2 separate regions of the Homo sapiens genome follow, and region 1 is linked to region 2. Evidence: chromatin contacts called from ENCODE Hi-C or POLR2A ChIA-PET data. All regions are on one chromosome and are shown on one strand. The core of a region is the stretch at or near the end of the contact, and the rest is flanking DNA. Distances in the headings are between cores, read along the strand shown.

The links. A loop is a pair of places that touch in the nucleus more often than their neighbours do. ChIA-PET counts read pairs that join two places held with the same protein, here RNA polymerase II (POLR2A). Pooled maps may share reads with other maps.
Region 1: a pooled map shows a loop between it and region 2 (7-fold over the local background). The contact joins two enhancer-like sites. A Hi-C loop is called at or near these places in 10 of 37 single-sample maps with no recorded cell type and 3 of 50 pooled maps. POLR2A ChIA-PET finds 5 or more read pairs at or near these places in 1 of 52 experiments (WTC11).

The regions. Positions count from the first base shown.
Region 1 is chr7:47,226,543-47,229,242 of GRCh38, forward strand. No RefSeq gene overlaps it. Among named protein-coding and RNA genes, the nearest start is that of SNORD151, 240 kb to the right of the region's middle. Within about 2 kb of position 1,434, at least 2 of the 41 ENCODE cell types and tissues checked have a DNase peak (open chromatin) inside an H3K27ac peak, as active enhancers do.
Region 2 is chr7:47,148,059-47,150,758 of GRCh38, forward strand. No RefSeq gene overlaps it. Among named protein-coding and RNA genes, the nearest start is that of SNORD151, 320 kb to the right of the region's middle. Within about 2 kb of position 1,398, at least 2 of the 41 ENCODE cell types and tissues checked have a DNase peak (open chromatin) inside an H3K27ac peak, as active enhancers do.

The sequences.
Region 1 (2,700 bases), core at 184-2,683, 79 kb after region 2:
GACTCTGGCTTCCCCCCACTGCAGCCCAAGAAGTAACCTGCCCAAAGTAAATAATAGCAACAAATAAATTTAAAAATGTTACTTAGCAAGTGGCATAAAACAATAAAACAGAGCTGAGTAAGGTGTTTGTGTTTAGTATATCCAGGTGTCCCCTATTAAGGCTCATCCCTCACCTCTAGCCAAGAAATCAAATTGTGATATTCAATTAACTGAGAATTAGGCCGCTCCTTTCAGGAACCTGCCAATACACATAATAAACACAAACGGGCTCTGCTGAGTAGAACAATGTGAACTCAAGAGTGAACAGCTGTGAAGGCAAGCCTTGGCTCTGCCTCTGACCAGCCATGCACATCTGGGCAAGTCACTTCCCCTAGATTCCATTTCCCCATCTGCAAAGTGGGCACTGCAAGACCTACGTCACCGGTTTGCTGGGAGAATAGCATAAGTTTCCCAGACCTCCAACCTGGGGATATTAAACAGGGCTATACCAGCAGCATTACCTGTATGTCCCTAACTCTTCCCGGAGAAACCACAGAATAGCCAGCACCTCCTCCAGGCACACCCACACCACAGTACACACAGAAACACAGTAGGGTGTTTCAGCATTCTTCCTTACAAATTCGCCAGCCACCAAGCACCACCTCCATTCTCTGCTTCTCTTGTGCTAGGACTTTAGGATGAAATTCACTGTAGTTCCCCCACACCCTGTAATAGAATCCATAAATGAGCCCTCCTGATATGTCCAGAGCTGCTGCTGGGCTGCCTCCTGCCACTGCTGCCCTGTCCTGCTGGGCCTTCCCACCTCCTAGGGCATCTCCATGGGACACGGGAATCCACTAAAGCTCATGCTTGTGCCAAGATGGTGCTGTGGGACCCCACCCCATGCCCTGATCCCTGCAGAAGGGAGAGGAAATGCCCTCCTTCTCCACACCAGGTTACACATGGGTGCACGGTCCCCTGTGTCTTGCAAAGTGTTTGTGAACACACATTCTCAGTTTCTCCTCATGACCCTCCCATTCCCAGGATCCTGCCAGATGTCCTCAGGACCTGAGCTGGGGGATCGATTCTAGAGAGGACACCATACTCTGATCAGAATTGCCCTGGCTCCACACCAGTCCAGTCCTCCAGCTTCCTCTTTCCTTGCGGGGGAGGGTCCCCCACTGCTGTTTCTCCTACGGGGAGATGGAGGGAGCTGGAAAAGAGATGAACAGATGAACTCTGCCCTCATCATCCTGAGAAGCCCTTCCCTGCTGCCCCACTGCAACTCTGAGTCCCATACCAACAAGGGCAGAAAGTTGGCAAGGCCACGGAGCCCCTGGCCTTCGCTAGTCAGGGGATGTCTCCTGGAGAATACACAGCCGCTGCTCAACTGTCATGGCAATAAATAACCCAACCACAACTGTCCCCTGGCCTGCCTCCTGGTGAGAAACACTCATTCCCGGCAGGGACACAGGCTCTGAGAGAGCCTCTGTCTCCCAGGAGACTGCTGAGGAGGGTGTTTCCAGGGTCCTGTGGGCTAAGTGACTCATCACCCACAGAGCCCCAGAGGCCGGCTGTTTGCAGCTGGAACTGGGTCTCCTGAGATCCAGAGCAATGGAGGGCAGTACCCTCGGCCCTGTGTCAGGTCACAAAGGAGTTCTGGAGTTGGATGGTGGTGATGGCTGCACAACAGTGGGAACGTCCTTAATACCATTGAACCACACGCTTAAAACGGGCTACCATGGTAAACATTATGTATATGTTATCACAATTACTTAAAATATTTGAATTCAGAGAGAAAAATACATAATATATAAGAAATATTATATATATAATGTATATACACCAATATTCATAAATAATCTGACTAGTAATTTACAAGGGATCTTTTTACTTTTCTGTATTTTCTGAGTTTTTCTTTTAGTTTGCTTGTAGTACCTTTGTAATAAGATCAATAACAAGAATTGTTCATTAGAATTAACAGTTATAACAATAAGCCTTTTCAAAGAAGCACTTTCAAAAATCCTTCCTGTGTATTTCTCCTGTCAATCACTTGTTCAGTGGCTGGAACACAGACATGTCTGAGGGGCTCACTGCCCTCTCTCACCAACCATGGCTACCAGAGTGACCAATAAAGGGGCCTGGGCAACGGTTCCCTCAGACCATCCTTCCCTGCTCCGAACCCTTCACCGCCCTGCCCAGCTCCAAGATGTCTCCACCTGCAGCCTCGCCTCCCTTCTCCTCCAGCCTCGCCTCCCTCCTCCTGCAACCTCCCTTCCCTCCACCTCCAACCCCGCCTCCCTCCACCTCCAAACCCGCCTCCCTCCTCCTCCGGCCCCACCTCTCTCCTCCTCCAGCCCCGCCCACCTCCACCTACAACCCCGCCTCCCTCCAACCTTGCTTCCCTCCACCTCCAACCCCGTCTCCCTCCAAACCTGCCTCCATCCTCCTCCAGTCCTGCCTTCCTCCTCCTCTGATCAGCCTCCCTCCTCCTCAACTCCTTAACTCATGATGGATCGTAAGCCTAAATGGAAAACGTAAAGTGTAAAACCTTTAGAATCAAACACAAAAAAATATTGTGTGAACTTAGATTAGGCCAAGAGTTATCAGATATGACTCCGAAAGCAAGACCCACAAAAGAAAAATTACTAAGTTGGATTTTATCAAAATTTTACCTTTTATGATTCAAAAGACACTGTTAAGAACATAAAAGTGATAAGC
Region 2 (2,700 bases), core at 148-2,647:
TGGATGTGTCATATTTTATTTTAAAAATCCTCTGTTGCTGGATATTTATGCTGAATTCAACTTATTACTGTTTTTAACAATACTGAGAAAAATCTTACACATATATATTCATATATGGCACAAAATTTCCTCGACATACCATTGATAAATGAGATTGTTCAAATGGATTAGCAATATTTCAAATCAGATAATAAATGGTGTTTGTAAAGCACTTACTGATAAGATACAATTCCTAAAGCGTATTTTCAAACTCAAAGTAGAGATATATTTAACTACCCTCCATCTATGAAACAAAACAGAAAACGGAGTGGAAAATCCTGATAAGATTAAACATATTTCTTATTTATTGCCTGACCTAATTTGGTCAGTCACCTCTAGTTACCTTTAACAGTTTGAAGTCTGTGAGAGAGGCCTTTGACTTATGCTTCTTTCTTTAATGGAAGGATTTTTTTCCCTTTTTAAATAGTAAGACTTGTGTGATGATAGAGCAAAGGTTTTTCTAGAGGAAGACATTTGCTCACCAATGTCACTGATCCTAGTTCTCTTTTCTAGCCTGAGGGGCAGTTATTAAAAAGAATTCACCACAAAGAGTCTATTTTTCTTATTAATCCACTTCCACGGGGTGGGGAAATAAAGATAAACTAAGGATGAATCTATAAATTATTTACATTTTTCTTCTTTGTTAGGACAGAATCCATGACCAAATCATCTTGGAATCCTGCAGAGTTCCTGATGCTTAACACTAACTCCATTTGGACCTTAATCACTTCATTTGACCATTGCAATAACCATATAATATCAGAAAAGGCAGATGTCATTTTTCCCATTTTGCCAATGAAAATGAAAGACTGACAGGGCAGAAATGCAATGAGGCTAGCCAGGCTAAGAAGGGGGGGCACTTTTTTTGTAAGAAAGGAACAGAGAATTCTCTCTGGCTGGGAAAGAAGAGTGTATAAATAAGAGCCAGGAAACTGTTGCTTATCAGATCCGCGAAGCCCAGAGGATTCAATTCAGGCCAGTGCTACTATTGCAGGTCAGATTACAAGGAAGAGTGTCAAGAGGGAAAAGATGTTGAAGTCTTTGCCCTAGCTATTTGTGTAATGTCCACACGAAGATGTGATTAAGCACTATACGTGTGGCACTAGCTGTTACTGTACAATCAAAACTTCAATCAGAGTCATCATGAAGCATCTGTCTTGATGGTATGACTTTTAAGTCTAGGTGTAATGAGGCTGGAATGATCTATGGCAGGGGTTCCCAACCCCCAGGCCACAGCATTGGTCCATGGCCTGTTAGGAACCGGTCCACAGAACAGGAGGTGAGCAGAGGTGAGTGAGCATTACTGCCAGAGCTCCGCCTCCTGTCAGATCAGCACCGGCATCAGATTCTCATAGGAGCGCAAACCATATTGTGAACTGCACATGCAAGGGATCTAGGCTGAGCCCTCCTTATGAGAATCTAACTAATGCCTGATGATCTGAGGTGGAACAGTTTCATCCCAAAACCAACCCCCATCCCTGGTGTCAGGAAGGTTGGGAACCGCTGCTCTATAGTGTCAGCTGTCATACACCTGGTGTGGTGGGCAGTATGGTGGCGTTAGGGGAACAGAAACCAAATTTGAGAAGTTCATGTTTATTTCAGTTAATGTTTATTTCAAATTACACATCCTATATGTAACTTCCTCTTCTTTCTCTTTCTCTGCCTTTTTTATTTTTGTCTCTCTCATCTTTCTCACTGTTATTCAGAGAGAACTTAAAGGGGCAATAACTTCAAACACATGGACTGTGACCAATTGACAAATATGGGTGCTATGGGAGCTGCACTCAAGTTTATCTTATTTCCTCCATGTCTTCCCATCCACCCTATCACTAAAATAGACTTCCATGGACACACGGGGCCCACATGAGCACCCACACAGCCTTCCCTGAGAGCGCCATAGGACCCTTCTCCTGGGCCTCTCTTCCACTGCTGTCTGCAGTCCAGGGGCTGGCACCACCAGTCAAGAGGCTGATGACTTACCTAAAACCACACAGGTAATGGCTAATTATTGTACAACAGAGATGTGTAACAAACAACTGAATTACCCTAGCAGCATACAACAACAAGCATTTCATTTTACTAGCCACCTGTGGGCCAGCTGGGCAGTTACGGTCTCAACTGAGCAGTTCTACTGGTCTGAGCTGGGATCACGGGGTTCACTTAGGTGTTGTGAGATTTTTTAAATAATAAAATAGAATTCCAAATACAATTGCATTTATGGAAAATATTGTATTTACTCCAAACAAATTGATGCACACATGTTTTGGCGATAAGGAAAGATTTTACATTTGTTGTTTGTGATAAAATTAAGAATATTATTTATTTTTTTAAAGGTGCATAAACCCATCACTCTTCTGCAATTATTTCCATGTTTGTGTATTCTCTTGTATACAAGAGAATTTTTGTAAAAAACAAAGGGTTGTTATAATATATATCCCATTTTATATTCTGCTTTTTCATATTTTCAAATCTCCCTATTATCAATTGTGAGTTGACTAGAGATTGGATGTGTGGCTTTACTGATCTGGGCTGGGCTCTCACACATGTCTGGGCCCAGCAAAGACAGCTGGTCAAAGCAGAGAAGCAAGGGATACCACAAACACGTGCACAGCCTCTTAATGCCTAGTGCTCAAGGGTTGCACAGCATCACTTCCTCACATC